Linked DNA regions of Homo sapiens: region 2 is linked to region 1. Evidence: read pairs that join two places in POLR2A ChIA-PET (ENCODE). Cell type or tissue: HepG2. All regions are shown on one strand. Each heading gives the region's core, and the rest is flanking DNA. Links, peaks and the distances in the headings are about the cores only. Region 1 holds the start of ACOT6 (acyl-CoA thioesterase 6). Region 2 holds the start of ACOT1 (acyl-CoA thioesterase 1).

What was found. Peaks named below come from ENCODE experiments on the same cell type or tissue, not always from the same donor. Only the 100,000 strongest peaks of a DNase experiment are listed, where the experiment ranks them.
Region 2: POLR2A ChIA-PET joins it to region 1 with 12 read pairs; 3 of 35 experiments call an interaction of 5 or more read pairs at or near these places.

Annotation. Positions count from the first base shown.
Region 1 is chr14:73,600,429-73,616,109 of GRCh38, forward strand. ACOT6 (acyl-CoA thioesterase 6) reads left to right here and starts at 12,089. Exons shown (of 3, transcript NM_001365788.1): 1 at 12,089-12,604. The coding sequence starts at 12,144. It also overlaps a transcript of HEATR4 not described here. RefSeq lists enhancers at 12,200-12,249, 12,267-12,766, 12,300-12,349 and a silencer at 13,425-13,669. In HepG2, for the core only: no CTCF peak of the experiment used is centred there; DNase peaks (open chromatin) are centred at 10,463, 12,013 and 13,343; H3K4me3 peaks cover 1,675 bases.
Region 2 is chr14:73,530,079-73,545,759 of GRCh38, forward strand. It overlaps HEATR4 (HEAT repeat containing 4), which reads right to left. Exons shown (of 18, transcript NM_001220484.1): 2 at 88-166. ACOT1 (acyl-CoA thioesterase 1) reads left to right here and starts at 7,065. Exons shown (of 3, transcript NM_001037161.2): 1 at 7,065-7,800; 2 at 11,415-11,617; 3 at 12,972-13,718. The coding sequence starts at 7,344. The coding sequence ends at 13,577. LOC124903344 (a long non-coding RNA gene) reads left to right here and starts at 94. Exons shown (of 2, transcript XR_007064263.1): 1 at 94-181; 2 at 987-1,279. It also overlaps the pseudogene NT5CP2. In HepG2, for the core only: a CTCF peak has its summit at 9,137 (motif pointing left); DNase peaks (open chromatin) are centred at 7,093, 7,863, 8,163 and 9,183; H3K4me3 peaks cover 2,770 bases.

The sequences.
Region 1 (15,681 bases), core at 7,165-15,164:
GGAATTATTCTTCAGCCAGAACAATTTTCTTTTTTTTTCCAAGACGGAGTTTTGCTCTTGTTTCCCAGGCTGGAGTGCAATGGCGTGATCTCAGCTCACTACAACTTCTGCCTCTTGGGTTCAAGCAATTCTCCTGCCTCAGCCTCCCAAGTAGCTGGGATTACAGGCACCCACCACCACACCCGGCTAATTTGTTATGTTTAGTAGAGACAGGGTTTCACCATGTCGGCCAATCTGGTCTCAAACTCCTGACCTCAGGTGATCCACCTGCCTAGGCCTCCTAAAATGCTGGGATTACAGGCATGAGCCACCACGCCCAGCCAGCCAGAACAATTTTCTTAAAAACTTTGTGGGGTTTTCTAAAAATCTCAGTGGGTTTCACTCCACTAGACAAAATACACCTCTAGATATCTGTTTAAGAACTTCTCGGCCAGGCGTGCTGGCTCACGCCTGTAGTCCCAGCACTTTGAGAGGCCAAGGCGGGCGGATCACCTGAGAGGTCAGGAGTTCGAGACCAGCCCGGCCAACATGGCGAAACCCCATCTCTACTAAAAATACAAAAATTAGCCAGGTGTGGTGGTGCGTGCCTGTAATCCCAGCTACTCAGGAGGCTGAGGCAGGAGAATTGCTTGAACCCAGGAGATGGAAATTGCAGTAAGCCGAGATTGTACCACTGCACTCCAGCCTGGATGACAGAGTGAGACTCTGTCTCCAAAAAAAAGAAAATGACAATTAAATGAAATATTTTTGTAAGTGTTTAAATGACCCATCAGGTAAATGTACCTGAAGCTTTGACTGTCTTCCCAAAAATATGGATTTGACAAACCAAACATTGGTTATAAACTACTTTAGCAGGTCAGTGTGGTGGCTCATGCCTGTAATCCCAGCACTTTGGGAGGCTGAGGCGGACAGATCACTTGAGGTCAGGAGTTCGAGACCAGCTTGGCCAACGTGGTGAAACCCTATCTCTACTAAAAATACAAAAATTAGCTGGGCATGGTGGCGCACGCCTGTAATCCCCACAACTTGGGAGGCTAAAACAGGAGAATTGCTGGAACCTGGGAGGCGGAGATTGCAGTGAGCTGAGATCGCGCCACTGCATTCCAGCCTGGGCAACAGAGTGAGACTCTGTCTCAAAAAAGAACTACTTTAGCAATTTATAAGTCAGCAAACCAATATGTATTTAAATTGGATCATTTTGTCTTTTCCATGATGAGTCATAGAAACCATAACCTTTAATAACAAAACCTTTAGGGACTCAGGAAAGACAAGGCAGCCATCCTGGTTCTCCATGAGTCCATGCTTAACATTGGACTTATGTCCTCTTGAATACCAGTTATTTCTCTAATTTAGGTGCATAGCACTGATAACCAATGGGTTTTTACAGATAATTTATCTTAGACCATGGAATTCAAATGATTTTAAATAGTAATAGTTAAAACACTTCTGACAAGGAGAGCTGGTTATTTCTGTGGTCTACAATAACAACATAATTATGCTTTTTTTTTTTTAATCTTATTTCATTTTTTTGAGACGGAGTCTAAATCTGTTGCCCAGGCTGGAGTGCAGTGGTGTAATCTCGGCTCACCACAACCTCCACCTCCTGAGTTCAAGCGATTCTCCTGCCTCAGCCTCCTAAGTAGCTGGGACTACAGGCACGGGCCACCGTGCCTGGCTAATTTTCGTATTTTCAGTAGAGACGAGGTTTCACTATGTTGGCCAGGTTGGTCTTGAACTCCTGACCTTGTGATCCGCCCGCCTCGGCCTCCCAAAGTGCTGGGATTACAGGCATGAGCCACTGCACCTGGCCTAACAACATAATTATGTGTTGGGAGCCAAAAAGGTCAAAGGGATCATGACCAACCTAGCATTCCACTGGAGGCTATATGATTTATCATGAATGCAGGATGTGGGCAAACTCGCTTCTGTGCCTGCCCCAGAAGATTTGCTGAGGGCAATCGCTTCCTGGTGCCGAGCTCCTTGAGGTTATTTACTGGGACATCTAGAGAATGCAGTCTTACAAGACTACTGTAGACCAAGCAGCTGGTCCCTTCTTCCACCCCGCTTCTCACTATCTTTTTTGCCTAATAAATACAGAGGGCTGTGTAAAGCTCAGGGCCCTTGTCCACTAGAGGCAAGTTGCCTCCTGACTCCTTCTTCCAAACATATTCTTTTGTCTCTTTATTCCCGCGTTCTCCCCGCTTTGTTCAGTCCCCCAGGGATCCTGGCAGGCTACAATTATGATTGATACCATATACTCAGATGTATTAGAACGTAGAAATTCCATACAATTTTGGAACATATATTAATATCATTCACTAAAATATAACTTGAAGAAGAGTAAATCTTTTTTTTATTTTGACAATGCTTCCCATGTAACTAACCACGTCAAATAATCCTGTTTACCTCTCTTTTAAATGCTTCAGGGGCCCTCTGTAGCATCTCAAATTTAGAGATGAGAAAAGACAATTCTGAGGCTGAAATTTGATTTTGGGAAGCCTGTTAAATATGTTAAAGGTTTACAAAAATGTACATTCCCATGCCTTCTTACAATCTTTTACCAAAAACACATTTTACTCTCCTCACACACCTTGCATGTAAAACTATTTTTAGTAGTCTTAATTGTATGTTACAATGATGACTCTTAGCAATTTTTAATTTTAATGTAAAACCTGGTAACTTATTTTAATTATGTACTAGGTACAAATATGGTCTGACTCTTTCCAGCACAGCTGGGGGCGTGGTTAATTCCATATGTCCCCAGGCCTTACCAAGCTGTAAAGCAGGCAAGTTGAACTATTTTCAAAAGCCAAAGAAGCAGTTTATGACCTTAAATAATTTGGCAAACCTAATATTTGAACGTAATTTAGAACACGTTTACATTTTGAAGACATTTGCATTTTACCAATAATCTGTTTTTTTTGTTTTTTGTTTTTGTTTTTTTTGAGATGGAGTCTTGCTCTGTCGCCAGGCTGGAATGCAGTGGCACATTCTCGGCTCACTGTAACCTCTGCCTTCTGGGTTCAAGTGATTCTCCAGCCTCAGCCTCCCGAGTAGCTGGGACCACAGGCGCATGCTACCATGCCCTGCTAATTTTTGTATTTTTAGTATAGACAGGGTTTCACCATGTTAGCCAGGATGGTCTCGATCTCCTGACCTCATGATCCACCCACCTCAGCCTCCCATATTTTACTAATAATCTTTAAAACTGCTTTTATTTCCCAAAGACTACTAAAGTCACATGAACTAAAAGGCATTATAGTTTTTTTCTTTCAAAACATTTGATCGAAGTGCTTATTTTTCTTTTCTTTTCTTTTTTTTTTTTAGACGGAGTCTTGCTCTGTTGCCAGGTTGGAGTGCAGTGGTGCAATCTTGGCTCACTGCAGCCTCTTCCTCCCAGGTTCAAGCGATTCTTCTGCCTCAGTCTCCTGAGTAACTGGGACTACAGGTGCGCAGCACCACACCCAGCTAATTTTTGTATTTTTAGTAGAGACAGGGTTTCACCATTTTGGCCAGGATGGTCCAGATCTCTTGACCTCATGATGTGCCTGCCTTGGCCTCCCAAAGTGCTGGGATTACAGGTGTGAGCCACCATGGCCGGCAGGTGCTTATTCTTCTTTAAGCCAATTAATCAGAGTCCTTTTATGCAAACATCACACACATAACACATATATACAACTACACAAACAGACAGAAGAAAATCCAGTAGTTGTAAGATTTTTCATTTGCTAATTTCTTTTTTTTTTTTTTTTTTGAGATGGAGTCTCGCTCTATAACCCAGGCTGGACTGCAGTGGCTCAATCTCAGCTCACTGCCACCTCCACTTTCTCGGTTCAAGCAATTCTCCTGCCTCAGCCTCCCAAGTAGCTGGGACTACAGGCGCCTGCCACCATGCCTGGCTAATTTTTGTAATTTTAGTAGAGATAGGGCTTCACCATGTTGGCCAGGCTGGTCTCAAACTCCTGACCTCAAGTCATCCACCCACCTCGGCCTCTGAAAATGCTGGGATTACAGGCATGAGCCACTGCACCTGGCCCAGTTTCTTGTTTTTTTGTTTTGTTTTGTTTTGTTTTCTGAGCTGGAGTCTTGCTCTGTTGCCCAGGCTGGAGTGCAATGGTGTGATCTCAGCTCACTTCAACCTGCGCTTCCCAGATTCAAGTGATTCTGCTGCCTCAACCTCCCAAGTAGCTGGGACTACAGGCATGCGCCACCACACCTGGCTAATTTTTTTGTATTTTTAGTAGAGAAGGGGTTTCAACATGTTGGTCAGGTTGGTCTCGAACTCCTGACCTCAAATGATCCACCAGCCTTGGCCTCCCAAGTGCTGGGATTACAGGCGAGAGCCACCATGCCCAGCTAGCCAGTTTCTTAATTGGATTACTGGCCTCAGGGTGGAGCCCTTCAAGAAACAGGGGCAAGGAAAACATGCAGTTTCTAAGGTCTAATAAGCAGGCACAGCTGGAAGACAAAAACAGATTTTGAGAGGGATCTATCCACTTTTAATTCTTGGGGTTTCATAAGGAAAACAGAGGGTTTCCCAAAACAGGGTCTTGTGGCACCTCCTGTTTTTCCCAATGAGTCCCAGGCTACCAGAAGTTATCTTAGTGCTTCTCATGTGTGCATAAGAGTGGCAAGACAAAACGGAGAAAAATAATTCAGTTAACTGAGAAGAAAAAAAAAAAACCTTTTTCCAGCAAAACAAGATCCAAGAAGAAAAAAAAACATAAGGGCCCTTTAGATATATCTATAGTTTGGATATCCACTTTCAATTAAGCTGACTTTTAACCATAGTGCTCTTTTAAAAAAAGTCCTTTTAAATGTCTTATTACCCGACTCTAGCCATGCAAGATTGAAACTGCCTTTGCAAAATTATGACTGAGACAGTGAAAGAGATCTAACTTAACCGACTCCACCTTGCTTCTAACCTCCAAGCTGTCCTTGTTCATTCCTTGGTGTAGGCTGAACTAACTTTGGGAGGAACTTAGTTTATAGGTTATAGTTTAAAACAAAGATGATAACAGCCCTTTCCCAAAAACAAACCTCCTCGCCTGGGAACTAGACTACTGACATCAACCACAAGATTAGAAATCATGGTTTAGGAATCATGCAGCTGGAGGCTGTAAGATTCTTTTTTTTTTTTTTTTTTTTTTTTTTTTTTTTGAGATGTAGTCTCACTCTGTTGCCCAGGCTAGAGTGCAGTGGTGCAATCTTGGCTCACTGCAACCTCCATCTCCTGGGCTCAAGCAGTTCTCCTACCTCAGCCTCCCAAGTAGCTGGGATTACAGGTGCCTGCCACCATGCCCAGCTAATTTTTGCATTTTTAGTAGAGACAGGGTTTCACCACATTGGCCAGGCTGGTCTTGAATTCCTGACCTCAGGTGATCTACCCACCTTGGCCTCCCAAAGTACTGGGATTACAGGCATGAGCCACAGTGCCTGGCTGGGGGCTACAAGATTCTAACCCTCCCTAAACTGTTCCTAAGATCAGTGCTTGAGATACTTTGCAGACCCTACACTTCAGGGATCAGCTGGCATCACCCAGATCGATTAACCGGCTCATCGGATCTTGTGGCCCCCACCTAGGAACTGACTCAGTGCAAAAGAACAGCTTCAATTCCCTGTGATTTCATCTCCTACCTAACCAATCAGCACTCCCGGCTCACTGGCTTCCCACCACCCACCAAGTTGTCCATAAAAACTGTAATCCTCCCTGACGTCGGGAGTTCAAGACCAGCCTGACCAACATGGAGAAAACCCGTCTCTACTAAAAATACAAAATTATCCAGCCATGATGGTGCATGCCTGTAATCCCAGCTACTCGGGAGGCTGAGGCAGGAGAATCACTTGAACTCAGGAGGTGGAGGTTGCGGTAAGCCGAGATCCTGCCATTGCACTCCAGCCTGGGCAACAAGAATGAAACTCTGTCTCAAAAAGAAACAAACAAACAAAACAAAACAAAAAAAAAAAAAACTGTGATCCTCAAACACTCGGGGAGACTGATTTGAGTAATAATAAAACTCCAGTCTCCCACACAGCTGGCTCTGTGTGAATTACTCTTTCTCTATTGCAAATCTTGAGAAATAGGGTCTATCTAGCAGTGGCCAAGGTGAACCCATTTGGTGGTTACAAAATCAGCTCTCTCTAGGAAGCAGGCAAGGTGAACCCATTGGGTGGTTACAAAACTGCCAATATGTCTGGCTTTTGAGCCTTACCAAAGGTAACCTCCCAGGTGCACAGAGAAAGGAAAATTCAAAATGATTCATGGAGGGGAAGAGAATCAACAAATGGTAAACATCACTCAGATATCAAACCAATCAGGACTCCTTCCCTGAGCCCGGAATTGAACCTAGGCCACTGTGCGAGAGATCACACAGTGATCTTAGCTACTGAGCTACAGCACTGGGCAGTCTTCATTCACCTTCCCAGAAGGAGTCTAGAGTAGTTGATTCTGAGCTTGCAAAGGCTTTTAACTACTCAATAATTTTTAGAGCTAACTATAACATGATCCCCCAAATTTCTGTTCACTGGAAGGTGGAGACCAAGAGGAAGTACCATCTTGTGGTTACAACGTCAAGCTCTCAAGGTCATAAAACAAGATGGAGGCCAGGCACTGTGGCTCACGCCTGTAATCCCAGCACTTTGGGAGGCCGAGGTGGGTGGATCACGAAGCCAGGAATTTGAGACCAGCCTGGCCAACATGGTGAAACCCTGTCTCTACTAAAAATACAAAAATTAGCTGGGTGTCATGGCACGTGCCTATGATCCCAGCTACTCGGGAGGCTGACGCAGGAGAATTGCTTGAACCTGGGAAGCAGAGGTTGCAGTGAGCCAAGATTGCACCACTGCACTCCAGTCTGGGTGACAGAGAGAGACTCAGTCTCAAAAAAATAAAAAAAGAAAGAAATGTCCTGAACTGTACCTTGGCCCCTTTTAGCCAGGGCTGGAGTGGCTGGGACACAGGGCACCAAGTCACAAGGCTGCACACAGCAGGAGGGCTCTGGACCCAGACCAAGAAATCATTTTTCCCTTCTAGGCCTCCAGGCCTGTGATGGGAGGGGCTGCCATGAAGGTCTGTGACATGCCCTGGAGACATTTCCCCATTGTCTTGGTGATTATCATTAGGCTCCTTGTTACTTATGCAAGTCTCTGCAGCCGGCTTGATTTTCTCCCCAGAAAATAGGGTTTTCTTTTCTTTTCTTTCTTTTTTTTTTGGAGGAAGACTTTCGCTCTTGTCACCCAGGCTGGAGTGCAATGGAGCGATCTGGGCTCACTGCAACCTCTGCCTCCTGGGTTCAAGCAATTCTCCTGCCTCAGCCTCCCAAGTAGCTGGGATTACAGGCATGCACCACCACGCCTGGCTAATTTTTGTATTATTAGTAGAGATGGGGTTTCACCATGTTTGCCAGGCTGGTCTCGAACTCCTGAACTCAGGTGATCCACCCACCTCGGCCTCCCAAAGTGCTGGGATTATAGGCATGAGCCACCATGCCCAGCGGGGTTTTCTTTTTTCTTTTGAGATAGAGTCTTGCTCTGTTGCCCAGGCTGAAGTACAGTGGTGCAATCTTGACTCACTGCAAGCTCCGCCTCCTGGGTTCAAGCGATTCGCCTGCCTCAGCCTCCCGAGTAGCTGGGATTACAGGCGCCTGCCACTGTGCCTGCCTAATTTTTGTACTTTTAGTAGAGATGGGGTTTCACCATCTTGGCCAGGCTGATCTTAACCTCCTGACCTTGTGACCCACCTGCCTTGGCCTCCCAAAGTGCTGGGATTACAGGCATGAGCCACTGTGCCCCGCCAGGGTTTTTCTTTTCTATAGCATAGTCAGTCTGCAAATTTTCCAAACTTTTATGCTCTGCTTCCTCTTGAACGCTTTGCTGCTTACATATTTCTTCTGCCAGTTACCCTAAATCATCTCTTTCAAGTTCAAACTTCCACAGATCTCTGGGGCAGGGGCAAAATGCCACCAGCCTCTTTGCATAGCAAGAGTGACCTTTACTTCAGTTCCCAACAAGTTCCCCATCTCCATCTGAGACCACCTCAGCCTGGACTTCATTGTTCATATCACTATCAGCATTTTGGTGAAAGCCATTTAATGAGCCTCTAGGAAGTTCCAAACTTTCTCACATCTTTCTGTCTTCTGAGCCCTCCAAGTCTCTAGGCAGTTCTAAACTTTCCCACGCTTTCCTGTCTTCTTCTGAGCCCTCTAAACGGTGCCAACTGCTGCCTGTTACCCAGTTCCAAAGTCGCTTCCACATTTTTGGGTATCTTTACAGCAGTGCCCCACTCTCTGTGATACTAACTTACTGTATTAGTCTGTTCTCACACTGCTAATAAAGACCTACCTGAGATGGGATAATTTACGAAGGAAAGAGATTTAATTGACTCACAGTTCAGCATGGCTGAGGAGGCCTCAGGAAACTTACAATCATGGCAGAAGGGGAAGCAAACATGTCCTTCACATGGCGGCAACAAAAAGTGCTGAGCAAAAGGGGGAAAGCCTTTATAAAACCATCAGATCGCATGAGAACTCACTCACTATCACCAGAACAGCATGAGACTAACCACCCCCATGATTCAATTTCCTCCCACCAGGTCCCTCCCAGGACATATGGGGATTATGGGAACTATAATTCAAGATGAGATTTGGGTGGGGACACAGCCAAACCATATCAGGTGTAATGCTAACCCTCTGTGTACAGGTTTTGTGAACGATATTGATTGTATGGGGGAGACTGAGCTCATGTCACTATGCCATCAATGAGAATTGGCTGGTGAATACCAATCCTCCATAGCCATGACTGGGTTGCTGAATAAAATGATGCAGTGTGCATCCAAAAGCTGCCTCTTCCTCTGTGGGTGATCTGGGAGTGAGCCAAACATGGGATGGACAATGTCATACCTGGAAAGCTGGCAGATGATGGGATCCTGGACATTGGGCATGCTGGGGGTGCTCCTGCATATCACCCCTGGGTACAAGAAACATCATTGGGCCAGTAGTCTAAAAGTATGCACCATGCTTATTAGGAACCTGCCAGGTCGTGGCTGATTCTAGGTTTAGGTCCTCTATGAAATTTTTGGTACCATATATAGGAGTCAGTGCTCATGAAAAAAATGATAAGAAAACTGTGCCTGATATTGCTGCTTCCAGTGCCACTGCCTTGGCAGCACAGGGACATCCTTCAACTCCCTTGGGAAGGTTGTTCTATTATTTATTTTATTTTATTTTATTTTTGAGACAGAATCTCGCTCTGTTACCCAGGCTGGAATGCAGTGGTGCGATCTCGGCTCACCACAACCTCTGCCTCCCGGGTTCAAGCAATTCTCCTGCCTCAGCCTCCCGAGTAGCTGGGACTACAGGCACGCACCACCATGCCTGGCTAATTTTTGTATTTTTAGTAGAGACGGGGTTTCACCATGTTGGCCAGACTGGTCTCAAACTCCTGACCTCGTGATCCACCCGCCTCAGCCTCCCAAAGTGCTGAGATTACAGGCATGAGCCACCGCGCCTGGCCAGGTTGTTTTAAACAACAGAATTCCTCTACCCTTTTTTTTTTTAGACTAATTGGGAGGAGTGTGTGCCACTGCCAACACCTCCTGGTGTACCTGGATAAACACCTCAGGCATGGTGGAGACATAGGTAGAGGATCTGGAAGCAGGCCTACTGGTTGCAGTCAGAGTGGCTACCTAAAGAATCTTTCTTGGACCTCAAAACTTCTTGCCTGGATCACTAGGACTTGGGGGTAGGCCACAGCTCCAAGCAAGCCTGATCATCCTGCTTATTATAGTAGTCTCCTGGGCCTAATGCAATATATTCCGGCCATGGCTTAACAATGTTGCACCGAGATTGTTTCAGTCAAGTGTCGCTTTTTTTTTTTTTTCTTTTAGAGGGAGTCTTGCTCTGTCGCTCAGGCTGGAGAGCAGTGGCGAGATCTCGGCTCACTGCAATCACCACCTCCCGGGTTCAAGCAATTCTCCTGCCGCCGCCTTCTGAATAGCTGGGATTACAGGCGCGTGCTGCCACGTTCAGCTAATTTTTGTATTTTTAGTAGAGACAGGGTTTCACCATGTTGGCCAGGCTGGTCTCAAACTCCTGACCCCAAGTCATCCGCCCCCCTCGGCCTCCCAAAGTGCTGGGATTACAGGCATTAGCCACCGTGCCCGACCAAGGTGCCATATTAATATGATCAGACAAACCTCTGCCTCCAGATCCTGGGGGTCTGGAGGGCATATGAAATGTACTAGGTTTACTAAAGGAGGTATCTGGGTTGGGGATGGACTGCAGGGCAGTTCTCTGGTTGGCCTTGGACTGACTCAGTTCTCCCCTCTTTCTCACTAGTAGTTCTCAAGCATAGAACGTGCTGGGAATGTAACATCCTGAGAGAGGGACGGACTGGCTGGAATAGCCCTGGCTCTATTCCAGCCCCTCCCTACAAACAGGATGTCTTTCAATGCTTTAACCCAGCAGTCACATGACCCCAGAGTACAAAACTCAGGGCAGCTGCAGTGCAAGTGGGGCACACACACATGAGATTCCATCACCCAGGCAGCATTCCTGAGCCTTGGGGGACTGGTTTCCAATGATTCTTAGGCTTCTGTCATTCTTTGCTGCCTATCTGTAAGTAATAAATCCAGTTCATGTAAATTGTTGTATTAAATATATGAATGTGTTTTCTCACTGGACTCAGACAAGTTGGTAACCAGCATACAGTGAACTTGCTTCATAGAGTCTAATACCTTTTTGTTCAGTTTATACATGTTTACTGAGCTGGGCATCACTATATGCTCTTCTTCCTTCTCCACCCTGCTATGTTCCCAGCTAGGTTGAGCTGTGTGGTTGGGTTTGGCCAAAGAGAGGCATTAGCAAGATACTGAAAAACAAGAGGAGAGTCAAGGGACTTATAGTCTCCTCCTTCCTGCCACAAACCATAGGTTCCTTCTAAAAAAGGTACAACTCCTATCAGACTGCCCCCTTCCCTTGAACCTTCAGATTCAGGGTTCTACACCGAATCTTGTTTCATTGTTTTTGTTTTTAAATCTTGCCCATGCCTTTGTAGATAGTACCTTTATAAAACTCTCCTCAATTACACAGGCTGAGAGTGCCACTTGCTTACTGCCAGAACTCTGTATGCATACAACCCAAAATGGACTCTGCCAGTGATTAGATTTGTGAGGTAAGAAACAAAACAAAACTTTCACTGGGTACTAACCTACAGGTGTGTCAGTGTAGTGTTTTTACACATTAGCCCATTTAATGGTCACAATAAGCCTTTTCAGATAAGAAAACTGAATTTAGAGGGTTATGTTTCTTGCTAAAGATCACCAGGTATTAATATTAAGGATCAGGGTCAGACCAGAACTCGGCTAGGTCTGCCTCCCTAAACATCTGCTTTGCTCCAGGTACCATTAGCCCTGGAAAAAAGGCTTGGTAAGGGACTGAGGGGTAAAGGACGGATTACGACCATGTTTCTCCAAGGGGTCACCTGAGTACAATCACCTGGGATGCTTTTTCAAAATCTAGATTCTTGGACTGTATCTCTCTCAATCCTTTAGCTCTCAGTGGTTTTTGTGCCTCTATTTCGACACTCACCACATTGGATTGCAGGAATAGTCATTAACTCTTTTTTTTTTTTTTTAGACGGAGTTTTGCCCTTGTTGCCTAGGCTGGAGTACAATGGTGCAATCTTGGCTCAATGCAACCTCTGCCTCCTGGGTTCAAGCAATTCTTCTGCCTCAGCCTCCCAAGTAGCCGGGATTACAGGCATGCGCCACCACACCTGGCTATTTTGTATTTTCAGTAGAGATGAGGTTTCACTCTGTTGGTCAGGCTGGTCTTGAACTCCTAACCTCAGGTGTGATCCACCCACCTCGGCCTCCCAAAGTTCTAGGATCACAGGCGTGATCCACCGCCCCCGGCCGGATTGGTCATTAACTCTTATTTCAGCAGATACTCTTTCATTTGGGACACTGGTGTATTTGCACAAATTCTAGGCGCCCCACGCAGCGGCCTGGAGCCTGTCCCCAAGTCCAACCAATGGGAGTAGTGTTAAGGGCTCCGCCCTCGACTACTTTCCAGCGCTCGGCAAAGCCGCCAGGCCCGCCCACTGACTCCGCGGAGCTGGGTCGCCCCTGTTCTACCCAGATTGGGATGGCAGCGACGCTGATCCTGGAGCCCGCGGGCCGCTGCTGCTGGGACGAGCCGCTGCGCATCGCAGTGCGCGGCCTGGCCCCGGAGCAGCCAGTCACGCTGCGCACGTCCCTGCGCGACGAAGAGGGCGCGCTCTTCCGGGCCCACGCGCGCTACCGTGCCGACGCCCGCGACGAGCTGGACCTGGAGCGCGCGCCCGCGCTGGGAGGCAGCTTCGCGGGGCTCCAGCCCATGGGGCTGCTGTGGGCGTTGGAGCCCGAGAAAGCCTTGGTGCGGCTGGTGAAGCGCGACGTGCGGACGCCCTTCGCCGTGGAGCTGGAAGTGCTGGACGGCCACGACACCGAGCCCGGGCGGCTGCTGTGCCTGGCGCAGAACAAGCGCGACTTTCTCCGGCCGGGGGTGCGGCGCGAGCCGGTGCGCGCGGGCCCGGTGCGCGCCGCGCTCTTCCTGCCGCCGGATGAGTAGTCTGCCCAGAATTTGGTCGAGCTCTGCGACCCCCACCGGCCCCTTTCCTGTCCTGGGAATCGCGTGATTGTGGAACATCCCTGAACTTGTTCCTTCGCTCCAGAGTCTGTCATGGATTCTGAGTCTGGGCGTCCGCTGTTGCCCAGGCTGGAGTGCCGTGGCTGGATCGTAGCTCACACTGCAGCCTCGAACTCCTGGGCTCAAGTCCTCTCGCCTCAGCCTCCTGAGTAGCTACTCCAGTCTTTCCTTTTTAAGTTTCACGTCCCTCCCTGGAGGCACCACCACTTTAGCTATGTGCTGAATAGTGCATTCAACTTATTATATATTTATTGAGAGCCACTATGTGCCAGCCATGTGGTTTTGTTTGAATACGATATGGGCAAAACCTTAAGCTGATGTGCAAGAAGGATTTTTGCCTCCTTTCACATCAAACTTCCAAAGAAGCTAAAATCCACAGTATTGGCAATGCCCTTTAATTGTTTAAAAACACACACAAAACTGCCTGACAGTCCTCTCCCTTCTATCATAAACATGCTGTACGTGGTTCTCAACCTGCAATGATTAGCCGCCCTCCCTGGGGGAAATTTGGCAATATCTGGAGACATTTGTGGTTGTCATATCTGAAGGGAGAGGTGCTATTGGCATCTAGCAGGCAGAGGCCAGAGATGCTGCTAAACATTCCACAATGCACAGGACAACCACCAGAACAAAGAATTATCTTGCTGAAAATGTCTGTACTACTGAGGTTGAGGAACCCTAGTCTAAGTAAACACAGGATGTTTGCTAGGTAAAGGTAGCCCAGAAAGAAGACTCCTGATTAATCCCTTCTAACTAAATTCCTGACTTAAACCTCTACCATATAAAAATGATGAGCCGGGCACAGTGGCTCAGGCCTGTAATCCCAGCACTTTGGGAGGCTGAGGTGGGCAGATCACTTGAGCCCAGGAGTTCAAGACCAGCCTGGGCAACATGGTGAAACTCTGTCTCTACAAAAAAAAAAAAAAAAAAAAAAAAATTAGGCAGGCATGGTGGTGCATGCCTGTAGTCCCAGCTGCTTGGGAGGCTGAGGTGGGAGGATTGTTTGATATCAGGAAGTAGAGGTTGCAGTGAGCTGAGATCACGCCACTGCATTCCAGCCTGGACAACAGAGTGAAACCCTGCCTCAAACAACAACAACAACAACAAATTCTAGAGTTGCAACAGCACATAGAATCCTTAAACCGAATTCTGTGATTATTCTCCAAAACAAGAAAACTTGCTTTATTTTTACAGCTCTTCAGCAATTCTTAGCCTTAACTCGTGGCTGCCCACTGTACTGTGAATTCCTGGGGCTGGAATTGGGTCTTACAGATTTCTAAATATCCATGTTCCTAGAGGCTTTCGCAAGGATATAGTAGGAGCTCAATAAATCATACTGACTGGGCCAGGCGCAGTGGCTCACACCTGTAATCCTAGCACTTTGGGAGGCTGAGGTGGGTGGATCACTTGAGGCCAGGAGTTCAAGACTAGCCTGGCCAACATGGCAAAACCCTACCTCTACTAATTATATAATACAAAAAAATTAGCCAGGCATAGTGGCTCACACATGTAGTCCCAGCTACTAGGGAGGCTGAGGTGGGAGAATCGCTTGAACCCGGGAGGCTGAGGTTGCAGTGAGCCAAGATTGCGCCACTACACTTCAGCCTGGGCGACAGAGCGAGACCCTGTCTCAAAAAAAAAAAAAAAAAAATCACACTGACTAAGAATCAACTAAAACCTTTCATTAAAAACAAACAAGGAGCCGGGCGCAGTGGCTCACGCCTGTAATCCCAGCACTTTGGGAGGCCGAGGCAGGTGGATCACCTGAGGTCAGGAGTTCGAGACCAGCCTGACCAACATGGTGAAACCCCGTCTCTACTAAAAATACAAAAGTTAGCCGGGCATGGTGGTGGGTGCCTGTAATCTCAGGAGGCTGAGGCAGGAGAATCTCTTGAACCCAGGGGGCAGAGGTTGCAGTGAGCCAAGATCGCACCGTTGCACTCCAGCCTGGAGGACAGAGCAAGACTCCATCTCAAAAAAAAAAACAAGGCGGCCAGGCGCGGTGGCTCACGCCTCTAATCCCGGCACTTTGGGAGGCCAAGGTGGGTGGATCACGAGGTCAGGAGTTCAAGACCAGCCTGGCCAAGATGGTGAAACCCTGTCTCTACTAAAAATACAAAAAATTAGCCGGGCATGGTGGCGGGCGCCTGTAATCCCAGCTACTCAGGAGGCTGAGGCAGGAGAATTGCTTGAACCCGGCAGGTGGAGGTTGCAGTGAGCCAAAATCACACCACATCACTCCAGCCTGGGCAACAGAGAGAGACTCTGTCTGATAAAAAAAAAAAAAAAAAAACAAAAAACAAAAAAAACCAGCAACAACGAAAAAAAAAACAAGACTGGGCGCAGTGGCTTACGCCTGTAATCCCAACACTTCGGGAGGCCAAGGTGGGCGGATCATCTGAGGTCAGGAGTTTGAGACCAGCCTCACCAACATGGTGAAACCCCATCTCTACTAAAAATACAAAATTAGCCAGGTGTGGTGGCACATGCCTGTAATACCAACTACTCGGGAGGCTGAGGCAGGAGAATCGCTTGAACCCGGGGGGAGACGGAGGTTGCAGTGAGCCGAGATCGCACCATTGCACTGCAGCCTGGGCAACAAGAGTGAAACCTTGTCTCAACAAACAAACAAACAAACAAACAAACAAACAAACAGGCTGAGTGCAGTGGCTCGCACTTAAAATCCCAGCACTTGAAGAGGCCGAGGTGGGAGCATTGCAGTGGGAGGATTGCTTGAGGCCAGGAGTTTGAGACTAGCCCAGGCAGCATAGTGAGACCCTATTTCTATAAAAAGTTAAAAATTAGCCAAGCATAGGGGCCTAGCTACTTGGGAGGGTGGCTTCTTGAGGCTGGAGGGTCACTTGAGCCCAAGGATTCAAGGTTACAGTGATCTACAGGCTACAGTGCAGTGGTGTGATCACAGGTCACCACAAACTGGAACTCTTGGGCTCAGATGATCCTCCCGCCTCTTCCTCCTGAGTAGCTAAGACTATAG
Region 2 (15,681 bases), core at 3,642-11,641, 74 kb before region 1:
CAGCGTCCCCAGTAGCTGGGACCACAGGTGTGCACCACCATGCCTGGCTAATGTTTTAAAACTTTTTTTGTAGAGACAGGGTCTTACTATGTTGTCCAGGCTGGTTTCAAACTCCTGGAATCAAGCGATCTTCCTGCCTTGGCCTCCAGAAATGCTGGGACTGCGCCTGGAATAGATACGGGTAAAGAACCTTTTACATCAGACTCTTGTGTCCTACTCCCAGAATGCTGATTCAGTAGCCTGCAAGTGAGGCCTAGAAATCTGCATTTTCACAAGCTCTCAGGTTTAATACACAATACATTTAAAGAAAGCACAGCCCAAAGGGTGTCAGTGGGGTGTATGAAGGAAGCCTGGTTAGTGGGGAGAGTGGGATTAGGGAACAGCTGCTTAACCTGGCTTGTTTCAAGTCCCCCTTTCTCCCTTTTTGCCCTCAAAAAGTTCCCCTCATTTTTTCCCCTCTACTTTCTAATTTCTCACCATGCACTCACACAGCTATACAGCTGTCTCCAGAGATTACTCTGGAAACTCTGCTATAAAGATGACCTGGTCTAATGCCTTGATTTGTTTTTTGTTTGTTTGTTTTTTTGAGACAGGGTCTCACTCTCCTGGAGTACAGTGGCGTGATCATGGCTCACTGCAGCCTTGACCTCCTGGGCTCAAGCAATCCTCCCACATAGCTGGGAGCATAGGCACATAGCACACCACTCTCGGTTAAATTTTTTTTTTTTTTTTTTTTTTTTTGTAGAGATAGAGTCTCACCATGTTGTTCAGGCTGGTCTTGAACTCCTGGACTCAAACGATCCTCCCACCTTGGCCTCCCAAAATGCTAGGAATACAGGCATGAGCCACTGCACCAGGCCTAATGTCCTGATTTTATAAATCCCAAAACTGGGGCCCAGAGAGGAGAGAAATCATTAAGATCACCATACTGCTTGGTATCTAAAGTAGTACTGACCCTTTTGACACCTAATCCAAAGTTTTTTCAGCTACCTCAGGTTGCCCCTCATCTTCCAGCTGACACCATCCAGCACCTTTCAGATACTGGCAAAGGAGCAGTGTTTCAAAATTACTTTCCAAATGGCCTCCTACAAGGCAGTCCTCAGAGAGAAGCAAGGTTCTGCATCTTAAACCTTCCTTGGTTTCTTAGGTTCCAAAGCTGTTTCTATCAGTCTCCAAGCAACCAACTCTTTAGAATTCCATGAGTCTACTCAGAGAACTTGTGGGTTCAGTCGGGGGTATATCTTCAACCATTTATTAAATTTCCTTCTTTGTAAACTGAGCTGTGAGAAATTGCATCTTATTTATTGATTATTTATTGAATGGTAGTTTCATGGAGTTTTTCGTCTTTTTTTTTTTTTTTGCGAGGGAGTCTCACTCTGTCGCCCAGGCTGGAGTGCAGTGGTGTGATCTTGGCTCACTGCAACCTCTGCCTCCCAGGTTCAAGCAATTCTCCTGTCTCAGCCTCCCATTACAGGCCACACCACCACGCCCCACTAATTGTTGTACTTTTAGTAGAGATGGGGTTTCACCATATTGGCCAGGCTGTTCTCGAACTCCTGACCTCAAGTGATGCACCTGCCTTGGCCTCCCAAAGTGCTGGGATTTGCAACTGTGAGCCACCACACCCAGCCTCTTGGTCATTCTTTGAAAAATAAACCTCAGCCAGGCGCAATGGCTGACACCTGTAATCCCAGCAACTTGGGAGGCTGAGGTGGCGGATCACCTGAGGTCAGGAGTTCGAGACCAGCCTGACCAACATGGTGAAACCCCATCTCTACTAAAAATAGAAAATTTAAAAAGAAAATCAGCTGGGCCTGGTGGCGCATGCCTGTAATCCCAGCTACTTGGGAGGCTGAGGCAGGAGAATCGCCTGGACCCAGGAAGCAGAGGTTGCAGTGAGCCAAGATCAGGCCATTGCACTCCAGCCTGGGCAGCAAGAGTGAAGTGCAGTCTCAAAAAATAAAAATAAAAAAACCCTCTAGATGTATGCGGCTCCATATTCTCCCACCACAAGGGTTTATAAATCCTGAGAAAGAGGCAAAGCAGGGAACACATGACCACATAGCTCTGGCAGGCGTCAGATTACCAGGCTGATAAAACAGATGGTAAAGTAGAAGCTGTCCGTTGACTTTTCCATTCCCCTTTCAGCTCCTCCACTGCTACTTAATCTCCTTTGCCCACACAGTTCAATCCTATTTTCCCTGATCTCCAAATCCTGGCTAGATTATTAGCCATTAACACTAGCTTTTACAAGGAGACTCTTCAATCTTGTATTTCTAGTAGTATAATTTCACACGTACAGAAATTCTTTAAGTCATAGAAGTCTTACAGATACAGAAATTCTGATCTTCAGGAGTCCTGTTGTGAAACAAACTAATTTATCCTGACAGCAGGAAAGATTTCTGGGCCTAAGGCTCTGTCTCGTTGACCCAGCTCATGCTATTCAGGTGGTCCATCTCTTGGTTCCAGGCAAGACTGCTGCTGCTGACCAACCTGAATATGGACTTTAGCACTTGGGCTCAAGCTGCACTCAGATGGTTGGACCACCATAAAAGAGCGAGAGGGTACGTTTTTGGTATGAAAAGTAAAGACTAGGCCGGGTGCAGTGGCTCACGCTCATAATCCTAGCACTTTGGGAGGCCAAGGTGGGCAGATCACAAGGTCAGGAGATTGAAACCATCCTAGCTAACACAGTAAAACCCCATCTCTACTAAAACATACAAAAAAATTAGCCGGGTGTGGTGGTGGGCACCTGTAGTCCCAGCTACTTGGAGGCTGAGGCAGGAGAATGGCGTGAACCCAGGTGGTGGAGCTTTCAGTGAGCCAAGATTGGGCCACTGCACTCCAGCCTGGGTGACAGAGCAAGACTCCATCTCAAAAAAATAAATAAATAAATAAAAAGAAAAGAAAAGTAAAGACTAAAAAAATTAAATATTATAACCCTGCTAAGGCAGGAGGATCCTTTGAGCCCAGGAGTTTGAGGCTGCAGTGAGCTATGATGGCACTACTGCAACCCAGCCTCAGTGACAGAGGGAGACCCTGTTTCTAATAAAATAAATCAAAACCCTGTTGAAGGTTCCTCAAAAAATTAAATATAGAATTACTATGTGATCCAGCAATTCTACTTCTGGGTACATATCCAAAAGAATTGAAAGCAGGGACTTTAACAGATATTTGTATACCCATGTTCATAGCAGCATACTCACAATAGCCAAACGGTGGAAAGAACCCAAATGTCCATCAGTGAATGAATGGATAAACAAAATGTGGAAGATACATACAACAGAATGTTATTCAGCCTTAAAAAGGAATGAAATGGGCCAGGCGTGGTGGCTCAGGCCTGTAATCCCAGCACTTTGGGAGGCCGAGGAGGGTAGATCACCTGAGGTCAGAAGTTCAAGACCAGCCTGGTCAACATGGTGGAACCCCATCTCTACTAAAAATACAAAAATTAGCTGGGTGTCCTGGTACGCGCCTGTAGTCCCAGCTACCTGGGAGGCTGAGGCAGGAGAATCACTTGATCCCAGGAGACGGAGGTTTCAGTGAGCTGAGACCGCGCCACTGCACTCCAGCCTGGGGGGACAGAGCAAGACTCCAAAAGTTCTGGAAATGGATAATGGTGATAGTTGTACAACAATGTAATGTACTTAATGTCACTGACTTGTACACTTAAAAATGGTTAAAATGGGCTTGTTCCAGCAGCTCATGCGTGTAATTCTAGCGCTTTGAGAGGCCAAGGCAGGATGATCACTTGAGGCCAGAGTTCGAGACCAGTCTGGGCAACATAGCAAGACCCTGTCTCTAAAAAAAAAAAAAAAAAAAAAAGGTTAAAATGAGGCCATGCATGCCTACAATCCCAGCACTTTGGGAAGATGAGGTGGTAGGGTCACTTGTTTGGGAAGAGGAGGTGGGAGGATCCTTTGAACCCAGGAGTTCAAGGCTGCAATGAACCATCATGGTGCCATTGCACTCCAGCCTGGGTGACAGAGCAAGACCTAGTCTCTAAAAAATAAGAGTTAAGGCCAGACACGGTGGCTCATGCCTCTAGTCCCAGCACTTTGGGAGGCTGAAGCAGGCAGATTACAAGGTCAGGAGTTTGAGACCAGCCTGGCCAACATGGTGAAACCTCGTCTTTACTAAAAATACAAAAATCAGCTGGCCGTGGTGGCATGTGACTGTAATCCCAGCTACTCAAGAGGCTGAGGCAGGTGAATCACTGGAACCCGGGAGCCAGAAGTTGCAGTGAGCCGAGATCAGACCACTGCACTCCAGCCTGGGCGACAGAGCAAGACTCTGTCTTGAAAAAAAAAAAAGAATTAAAAAAAGAAACATGGCCGAGTGTAGTGGCTCTTGCCTATAATCCCAACACTCAGGGAGGCCAAGGTGGGAGGATTGCTTAAGCCCAGGAGTTCGAGACCAGGCAACATAGGGAGACCCCATCTGTACAAATAATCTAAAAAGTTAGCCAGGTGTGGTGGTGCATGCCTGTGGTCCCAGGTGCTCGGGAGGCTGAGGTGGGAGAACTGTCTAAGCCTGGGAGGTTGAGGCTGCAGTGAGCTATGATCGCACCACTGCACTCCAGCCTGGGTAACACAGTGAGACACCCCGTCTTAAAAAACAAACAAGCAAATAAACAAATACTATGCATAAAACCTCAAGGCTCAAGAAACAACAGTTTGAAATAGTTAGATGTGTGTTTTTTTTAATTTTCATGTCTTATCTTTTCTGCTTTTTTTTTTTTTTTTAAGGGATGAGGTCTTGCTCTGTTGCCCAAGCTGGTATCGAATTCCTCCTGGGCTCAAGCAATCTCCTGCCTAGGCCTCCCCCCTAACAGCTGGAACTACAGGCATCTACCACTGCATTCAGCTACTGGGGGAGTGTTTGACTAGTCTTTTTAAAAAATATGTTAATATCTTGGTAAAAAGTATATTTATACTGTTCTCTAACCTGCTTTTTTTCATCAGTTTCATGGAAGAATGCTCATCATATATTCTTCTGCTTTATAACTAAACTGCTTTCATTTATGACATCACAATTAAACTGGTAAAACCAAATTTATATTGCTAACTTGTTTCTAATTTTTTCTCTATTAAAATGATATGATTAGCATCCTTGTAGCCAAATATTTACACATATTTATGAAGTTATACTTAAAACAAATTCCTAGACGTGGAACTGTGAGTCAAAGAGAAGGGATCTTTTAAATATTTTTGCATAGATTGCCATGAAAAGGTCATACCAGTTTATATATCCACCAATATGAGTTTCTTTTCCAAATCTTCTTCAACATCCTGTGAGAGACAGTTAAACATAGTTGTTCAGAGCCCAGCCTTGAGAATCAGATTTCAAACATATGAACCCTCTCCCTTTTTCTTTTCTTTTTCTTCTTTCTTTTTTTTTTTTTTTTTTTTTTTTTTTTTTTTTTTTTTGCCCAGGCTGGAGTGCAGTGGCGCCATCTTGGCTCACTGCAAGCACTGCCTCCAGGGTTCACGCCATTCTCCTGCCCCAGCCTCCCGAGTAGCTGGGACTACAGGCGCCTGCCACCACGCCCGGCGAATTTTTTGTATTTTTGGTTTTTTTTTAGTAGAGACGGAGTTTCACTGTGTTAGCCAGGATGGTGTCGATCTGCTGACCTCGTGATCCACCCGCCTCGGCCTCCCAAAGTGCTGGGATTACAGGCGCGAGCCACCGCGCCTGGCCCCTTTTTCTTGTTAGAGACAGGGTCTTATCCAGGTTGGTCTGAAACTCCTGGCCTTAAGAAACCCTGCCACCTCAGCCTCCAAGTAAACTGGGATTATAGGCGTGAGCCACCTCACCCAACTTCCACTTCCCAGCTGTATGATCTTCAGAAAATCAGTTAAATTCTCTGGGCCTTAATTTACTACTACGGTTCTTGTAAGTATTAACAATTAGCTACTATTATTTACCTTCTTTAGTTCCTGAGACTTCTATGCACAGAATATACTTGATGTGTGCCACAGAACCTATACAAAGGTAATTACAACTAACAGGGAGTTGTATGATAATGACATGGGACATGGGACATGAGAGCATTTGGAAAGAGATAAAAAGGCTTACCTTGAGGACAGCCTTATTAGGAGCAGAGGCAAACACAGGTTTTGTGAGTTTGAAGCTTACGCATTTATAGGTTTCTCTAATTACCAAGATAGGAAATTATGAAATCAGGTACAAGGGCTTGGGAGGGGCCTAAAGCTTAAGTTTGATGAAAAAAAAAAACCACCTCTGGTTGGAACCAATAGCCTATGAAAAAGTAGAAAAAAGCCCAATGCATGGGGAGCGCCGGTAGTCCCTTGAGGTGTTTGAGAGGCTGAGGCAGGAAGATGGCTTTAGCCCAGGAGTTTGAGGCTTGTAAGTGCGCAGTGATGGTAAACCGCCGCTGTACTCCAGACTGGCAACGTAGTGAGACCCTGTCTCTTTAAAAAAAAAAAAAAAAAAAAAAAAAGATGAGAGGTAACACTTGCCTGACTGGGACAAAAATGAGAAACCAGTATAAGAAAATAATAACTATTGGCCGGGCGCGGTGGCTCATCGCCTGTAAATCCCAGCACTTTGGGAGGCCGAGGCGGGCGGATCACAAAGTCAGGAGTTCGAGAAATTAATAACTATTACCTCATTTGGCTATTTTTACACCTGTAAGGAATAAAGCTCAGAGGTCACACAGCTAGTAAGAAGCCAGCACCCTTCGATGTGGGAGTGATGTGGAGGATAGGCATATACAGAGAACACGAAAGCAAAACACCATGGTGCAGATTTTGAAAGAAAAGCCCTAAGATTAGTAATGAGTGTGAATTATTCAACAAAGTGATCAAAACCAACTCCAGTCCTGCATTCCTCTTCGCCATCAGGAGTTTGGAGCCTGGAGACTGCTAGCTGCCTGGTTGTTGTTGTTTTTTTTTTTTTCTGAGACGGACTTTCGCTCTGTCGCCCAGGCTGTAGTGCAGTGGCATGATCTTGGCCAACTGCAAGCTCCACCCCCCGGGATCACGCCATTCTCCTGCCTCAGCCTCCCGAGTAGCCGGGACGAACCAGTCCTGGCCCAGCCCATTCCGCGAGCCAGCAAGCTTCTGAAAAGCAAACCTAGGAAGTTGCTTTCCAACATAAAGTGGAGGTTTCAACACAGGAGACTTTAAGCAAGTTCCAGTGTGTCTATATTTGGTCTGGCTGATCGGCTGGACTCTGGCCTTCCCCGCTCACATTAGCAGACAGCTCTGCCCTAGTGGGCGTTTAGCCTGCGACGGCAGCCCGAGAGGAAGAGTTGGGCAGAGTTGCAGGGGTCTCCACAGCTGAGGCAGTTTGGCCGGATTATTTGGGTTCCTGCTCGGATGGCGGCGACGCTGATCCTGGAGCCCGCGGGCCGCTGCTGCTGGGACGAACCGGTGCGAATCGCCGTGCGCGGCCTAGCCCCGGAGCAGCCGGTCACGCTGCGCGCGTCCCTGCGCGACGAGAAGGGCGCGCTTTTCCAGGCCCACGCGCGCTACCGCGCCGACACCCTTGGCGAGCTGGACCTGGAGCGCGCGCCCGCGCTGGGCGGCAGCTTCGCGGGGCTTGAGCCCATGGGGCTGCTCTGGGCCTTGGAGCCCGAGAAACCCTTGGTGCGGCTGGTGAAGCGCGACGTGCGAACGCCCTTGGCCGTGGAGCTGGAGGTGCTGGATGGCCACGACCCCGACCCCGGGCGGCTGCTGTGCCGGGTGCGGCACGAGCGCTACTTCCTCCCGCCCGGGGTGCGGCGCGAGCCGGTGCGCGCGGGCCGGGTGCGAGGCACGCTCTTCCTGCCGCCAGGTGACTCACCTCCGCTAATTGTTCCCCTCTGCCCATCCCTGTTCCTGCGCTTTCCACTGTGTGTGTGTGTGTGTCCCCTTCGCCCCGCCCCGCTCTTTTCGCTTGTGTGTGTGTCCCTCCTCCCGCCCCACCACCACCACCCCGGGCTATGTTGCCCAGGTAGGTCTTGAACTCCTGGACCCAAGCTATCCTCCCGCCTCTGCCTCCCCAAGAGCTAGGATTGCAGGGTGAGCCACTGCGCCCGGCCCTTTGAGGGGAGTTACACTTATTTTTTTATTTTTATTTTTTTTCGTCCCTGCGCTTTTCATACGGAGAAAGGATGTAGCTTCCAACATTCCGGAGGTTAGTGTAAGGAGACAGGAATGGAATGGAAAGTTGGTTGGGGAATTGCCCCTGCCGCTCCAAAACTGAGAGGTCCCTCAAACCTAGTGCTCAGTTAAAAGACATTGTAAGGGCTGGGCGCGCTGGCTCACGCCTGTAATCCCAGCACTTTGAGAAGCCGAGGCGGGCGGATCACGACGTCAGGAGATCAAGGCCATCCTGGCTAACACGGTGAAAACTCGTCTCTACTAAAAATACAAAAAATTAGCCGGGCGTGGTAGCGGGCGCCTGTCGTCCCAGCTACTCGGGACGCTGAGGCAGAAGAATGGCATGAACCCAGGAGGCGGAGTTTGCAGTGAGCCAAGATCGTGCCACGCACTCCAGCCTGGGCAATAGAGTGAGACTCCGTCTCAAAAAAAAAAAAAAAAAAAGGCATTGTAAGGAAAGAGAAAAGACACATAATATTAAAAACAAACAAAACAAAACAAAAAAAACAGGCCGGACGCGGTGGCTAACACCTGTAATCCTAGCACTTTGGGAGGCCGAGGCAGGCGGATCAAGAGTTCGAGACCAGCCTGGCCAACATGGTGAAACCCCGTCTCTACTAAAAATACAAAAATTAGCCAGGTGAGGTGGTGCACACCTGTAGTCCCACCTACTCGGGAGTCTGAGGCAGGAGAATCGCTGGAACCCTGGAGGCAGAGGTTGCAGTGAGCCGAGATCACGCCATTGTACTCCAGCCTGGGGGACAAGAGTGAAACTCCATCTAAAACAAAAACAAAAACAAAAAACAAACAACAACAACAAAAAATTTTCAAGTAGTTTCAATGTTCTTATTTATGTATGGACCAGGAAGTCACTTTTTTTTTTAATAAAAAGAATTCCAACTGGTTTTCTCACTGTATTTCCATGGCAGCTAGGAGGTGCCAGGTGGCTGGGCCTGTGACAGTGCAGAGGTTTTGGTGCCTGCCCGCCCACCATTGCTCCAGCTGCAGCTGCTGCCCCCTGCAGGGCCTGTTCGTTCCTGCTGCCTAGCTCCCTGCTGGCTGGCTATGATCTCCGTCCTGTTACCATTCCAGGAGAGCAGCCACCTCCCTGTGCATGGCAGGACCAGGTACTGATTGTGGCCTCTCCTCTTGGCCTCGAATGGTATCCTTGTCATCAGTGAGCAAGTCCCCAAAGACCACGGTCTTGTCCATTGTCAGGATAATTCACTCCACAAGCTGGGACTCCAGGTGCTGCTCTACCCAGCGGTGCTTCTCACCCACACAGTGGTCATACTTTGGCAGGGGCTGGTGCAGTGTGAAGACCTCGGTGTTTTGCATGTGCTTCATCTCTTGCAAGGCCCTCTGGGGTTGGGCTTCAAGACTAGGGAAAAGCCTAGGGCTTCACACCCATGGGCCACTTTATCCACCAGGTCCGGCAGCAGGGTGAGGTACTGCTTCCAGACCAGGAAGCTGCGGTGCTGCTGCAGTGTCACATGCAGCTCCCTGAGAAGCGGCGGCTGAAGCCCCACAGGATGCCGTCTGGAAGCTGCCAGCACGCGGTCCCTGTCCATCAGCACACGCGTGGGCTGTGCTCATCGCTGCCGGGGCACTGGGGTTTCTCGGGATCCTAGGGGTATGGGGCCCAGAAATGTTCTTTAAAAGTTTCTCATTTTTGCAACTTTTCTTTCAATTCACACAGTATGTTAAGGTTTATGTAAATTAGCATTTACAATAGGAAAGCCTCTTCCTGTCAAATGGAAATTTGAGGTTACTGGATACTTTTATATTACATAAAGAGCAATCAGCCAGTGTAGAAATGATGCTTATCCTTATTAATAATCAAAGAAATGCAAAATAAAACAACAGAGTACATTTCACACCCTCAGAAGTGGCCCACTTTTAGAAGCTAGCATTATCAATTGCTGACCAGTATGTGGAGGAAATGAAACTCACTGCTAGAAGGAGTCAACATATTCATCTGCTCTGGGCAACAATTTGTCTTAACTTACAAAGTTAAATATGTTATTCTACTTGTACATGTGCACCAGGAGGCATATTCCTTATAAGAGGAAAGCCATTGCAGATGAGCAGTCTGGATTAATTTAAAAAAAGAGCAAAGTCAACTGGAAACAGTCCAAATGTCCATCAACAATAGAACAGATTAATAAATTGAGGTATATTTCCAGCAGTCAAAGTGATTGAACTACAGCTAGAAGAATCAACATCTATCAAGATATACAAAAGAAAAGAAAAAAATAAAAAAGAATCAACATGGATGAATCTCCAAACCACTGTTGAGTGAAACAGTCAAACACTAGGAGAACACATTCAGTATCATTCCATTTAGATACAGTTCAAAAAATAGGCAAAATAAAATATTGTTTAAGGTACATAATCTAAGTGGTAATACTATGAAGAAAACCAAGAGTGATACACAGAAAGTCCAGGATACTGGAAAGAGAGGAAAGGGCACAGGGGTCTGTGGGACGTTGATGGTTTGCGGGTATCAGCACTGAACTATGTCTTAAAAGTGTTGCCTGTAAGGTGTTTGCATTCTTTTTTTTTTTTTTTTTTTGAGACAGTGTCTCGCTCTTTCGCCCAGGCTGGAGTAGTGGCACAATCTTGGCTCACTGCAACCTCCAACTCCCGGGTTCAAGCGATTCTCCTCCCTCAGCCTCCCGAGTAGCTGGGATTACAGGTGGCCGCCACCACACCCAGCTAATTTTTGTATTTTTAGTACAGATGGGGTTTCACCATGTTGGCCAGGCTGGTCTCGAACTCCTGACCTCAGGTGATCCACCCGTCTCAGCCTCCCAAAGTGCTGGGATTACAGGCGTGAGCCACCAGACCCAGCCTGCATTATTATTCTTTAATTTTGTGTGAAACACAAAACCTTTAATGTAAATGATAAAAATATTCAGTAAGTGGAGTCATTCAGAATGAGTAGCCTTTTGAGTCTGTCTCCATTGAATAAGTGCATTCTGTTGAGTGCACTGGAGAGGAATTTGTGCTCTTCTATGTAGCAGTCTTTCTTTTTGTTTCTTGGTGGTGCACCATTAAATGGATTCATTCACCAGTTAAAGGACATTTGGGTTGTTTCCAGTCTTTGGCTACAATGAATAAAGTCACTATAAACACTTGCCAGAAGTTTCTGGACGAACACAGGTTTTCATTTCTCGTGGGTAGATACCTAGGAGTGGGATTGCTGGGTCACATGTGTGGTAAGTATATGTTTAACTTGGTAAGAAACCATCCAACTGTTTCAGGAATAGCTTAGTTTTGCATTTTGTTTTGTTTCTTCCCAAGAACCTGGGCCCTTTCCTGGCATTGTGGACATGTTCGGAACTGGAGGTGGCCTGCTGGAGTATCGGGCTAGTCTGCTGGCTGGGAAGGGTTTTGCTGTGATGGCTCTGGCTTACTATAACTATGAAGACCTCCCCAAGACCATGGAGACGCTCCATCTGGAGTACTTTGAAGAAGCTGTGAACTACTTGCTCAGTCATCCTGAGGTGAGTTCTTCTCTCAGATTTATGGGCTATGATGTATCAGGTCTCTTCTTAAATGGTCTGGGTTTTCACAGAAGTTAGCTCATTCATGACAGCCATTCCCTACCCCAACACACACTACCTTTTTTAGTCACTTCTTATAGACAGTTTCTTTCTTTCTTCTTCTTCTTCTTTCTTTTTTTGAGATGGAGTCTCACTCTGTTGCCAGGCTGGAGTCCAGTGGTGCGATCTTGGCTCACTGCAACCTCCACCTCCCAAGTTCAAGTGATTCTTGTGCCCCAGCCTCCCAAGTAGCTGGGATTACAGGCACCTGCCAACATGCCTGGATAATTTTTGTATTTTCAGTAGAGACGGGGTTTCACAATATTTGTCAGGCTGGTCTTGAATTCCTGACCTCAAATGATCCACCTGCCTTGGCCTCCCCAGGTGCTGGATTACAGGCATGAGCCACTATGCCTAGCCTAATTTTTGTATTTTTTTTTTTTAGTAGAGATGGGGTTTCGCCATGTTGGCCAGGCTGGTCTCAAACTCCTGACCTCAAGTGATCTGCCCACCTCGGCCTCCCAGAGTGCTGGAATTACAGGCATGAGCCACCACACCTGGCCTCTTATAGACAGTTTCTATTCAATTCTATATTACTATATTTCCTGCTAGTAAAGATATTTGTAGTTGGTATTATGCAATTTTAAATTCCAGTATGTTTTTTCTTTCTTTTTTTTTTTTTTTTTTTAAGACGGAGTCTTGCCGTGTCAACGAGGCTGGAGTGCAGTGGCATGATCTCGGCTTACTGCAACCTCCACCTCCCAGGTTCAAGCGATTCTCCTGCCTCGGCCTCCTGAGTAGCTGGGACTACAGGCGCATGCCACTTCTGCCTGGCTAATTTTTGTATTTTTAGTAGAGACAGGGTTTCACCATATTGGCCAGGCTGGTCTCGAACTCCTGACCTCAAATGATCCACCCGCCTCAGCCTCCCAAACTGTTGGGATTACAGGCGTCAGCCACCACGCCCGGCCATGAGATGACGTACTTGTTGATGACGACTCAGTTTAGTTATGACAGTGGGAATGGGTGGCTCAGGTGGGAGACAGAAAAAGATCATGGGAGATAATGAGATTAAGGAACTGAGAAACCAGAGTAATTGATAGATCTTCCACATGGTTATCACCAAGAGTGGTGATGGACAAATTGTGGAAAGGAAGAGATAGAGGGGAGGTAAATTCCCAAAGCTGCAAATCTGGGTAAATGGTAGAACCCAGATTCAGACTCAGGTTCAACTAACTTCCAGGGTGGGCACAACTCACCATATTCCACTGTTTGTGGAGCCATTCTTCTTCTTTTTCCTTTGTCCCTTTCTCAGGTAAAAGGTCCAGGAGTTGGGCTGCTTGGAATTTCCAAAGGGGGTGAGCTCTGCCTTTCCATGGCCTCTTTCCTGAAGGGCATCACGGCTGCTGTCGTCATCAACGGCTCTGTGGCCAATGTTGGGGGAACCTTACGCTACAAGGGCGAGACCCTGCCCCCTGTGGGCGTCAACAGAAATCGCATCAAGGTGACCAAAGATGGCTATGCAGACATTGTGGATGTCCTGAACAGCCCTTTGGAAGGACCTGACCAGAAGAGCTTCATTCCTGTGGAAAGGGCAGAGAGCACCTTCCTGTTCCTGGTAGGTCAGGATGACCACAACTGGAAGAGTGAGTTCTATGCTAATGAGGCCTGTAAACGCTTGCAGGCCCATGGGAGGAGAAAGCCCCAGATCATCTGTTACCCAGAGACAGGGCACTATATTGAGCCTCCTTACTTCCCCCTGTGTCGGGCTTCCCTGCATGCCTTGGTGGGCAGTCCTATTATCTGGGGAGGGGAGCCCAGGGCTCATGCCATGGCTCAGGTGGATGCTTGGAAACAACTCCAGACTTTCTTCCACAAACACTTGGGTGGCCACGAGGGGACAATCCCATCAAAAGTGTAAATTTTATTTGATCATGTGGCCTCTCTGTTGCTAATCTCTCCTGGAAACATCTGCCACATTTAGTGTGTGTATGTGTATTCATTCTTTCTCATAACTTCTTAAAGTTTCTTCCCCTCATTATTAAAATGAATTTACCAGTAAGAATGAGTTTTTAAGATTTTTATAAACTGTATACTTTATCAGTTTGGGAAGGGAGTAACTGTAGGAAACACAAGAAGTGGAAAAAGTCTCCTCTTCCTATCTCAACACACAACTGATAAGGCTTTAGTTCTGAAAGGAAAAGTGAGTAACATCAATTAACAGTGTCTGGTACGTAAATGGAGTTCAATAATTATTTGCTGAATGAGTATAAGTGAGCCAGGCGTGGTGGCTCACACCTGTAATCCTAGCACTTTGGGAGGCCAAGGTGCGCGGATTACTTGAGGTCAGGAGTTTGAGACCAGCCTGGCCAACATGGTGAAACCCCATCTCTACTAAAAATACAAAAAATTAGCCGGGCGTGGTGGCGCATGCCTGTAGTCCCAGCTACTCAGGAGGCTGACGCAGGAGAATTGCTTGAACCCGGGAGGCAGAGGTTGCAATGAGCTGAGATTGCACTACTGCCCTCCAGCCTGGGTAACACAGCAAGACTATGCCTCAAAAATAAATAAATTAATTAAATAAATAAATGATTACCTACTGTGGAAGAAAAGCACATAATATAAAAAGTATATCAGATTTGAGTTTCTCCTTTAAGAATGGAAGTTAACATCTTGCCTATAAACTGATTACTAGTTAGATATAAAACTACTAAAACTTTTCAAAACCAATACATATTTAGTTCTTTGATATCTTCTCCTTGGATTAATAAGGATTCTCCTAGTGCAAATAAATTTTATGTTCCTGTTTATACATATGGACCTTTAGGATTTAATTGTTTCAAAAGCTGATAAAACATTATTGAGATGAATTACATAAGCGATTTTAACAATGACAAATGTGAAATTCAATAACAATTTAGGCTTGGCATGGTGGCTCACACTTGTAATGCCAGCACTTTGGGAGGCCAACGCTGGTGGATTGCTTGAACCCAGGAGTTCAAGACAAGCCTGGGCAACATGGCAAAACCCCGTCTCTACAAACAAATACCAGACATTGTGGCGGATGCCTGTAGTCCCAGCTACTGGGGAGGCTGAGGTGGGAGAACTGCTTGAGCCCTGGAGGCAGAGGTTGCAGTGAGCCGAGATTGTGCTACTGCGCTCTAGCCTGGGTGACAGCAGGATACTGTCTCAAAAAAAAAATAAAGAAAAAGAAAGACAATATTTATATCACTTGATATAAATAGTTACACAATAAACTTGATTTTTTCTTAAACCTTAGTTGTATTTAAAAGAAAAAAAAAACCTTAATTTATTATTATTTTCTTTCCTTTTTTTTTTTTGGAGGCAGGGTCTCATTCTGTTGCCCAGGCTGGAGTGCAGTGGCACAGTCACGGCTCACTGCAGCCTCAACCTCGTAGGTTTAAGCTATTCTCCCACCTCGGCCTCCCTAGCAGCTGAGACCACACAGGCACACACCACCATGCCTGGCTAATTTTTAATTTTTTGTACAGATGGGGTCTCCCAATGTTGCCCAGGCTAGTCCTGAATTACTGAGCTCAAACAATCCTCCTGCCTCAGCCTCCCAAAGTGCTGAAATTACAGGTGTGAGCCACCGCTGCCAGCTTCCGGCACCTTTTTTCTAAAGGAATTCATGGTTTTGTAGCAGTAGAATATAACCAGATCTACAGTAGAGAGATGATACCCTGAGATGAAGCTACCTCCTGTGTTACTCTGCAACCCAGGAATGCAGCTGGTGCCATGTCTCCAAACTTCCACAAGAATGCCAGTGCTGGGCATGGAGCCCCATTTAGAGTACACATGACCTGAGGCTCTGAAAACTCTTAGAGATGATGCAATCTGGGACAGTTGCTCATAGCTGGCCTGGCCAAGTCCCACCCCAAGATGCCAGGCCACAACACAAAATTTCAAGTCATATTGTTTTATCTTTTCCCTTGCAATTATATAGTATATGACTCTCTTAGAAAAGTGCAATAGTTAAAACTTGTTTTAGTAGATGCTAGATC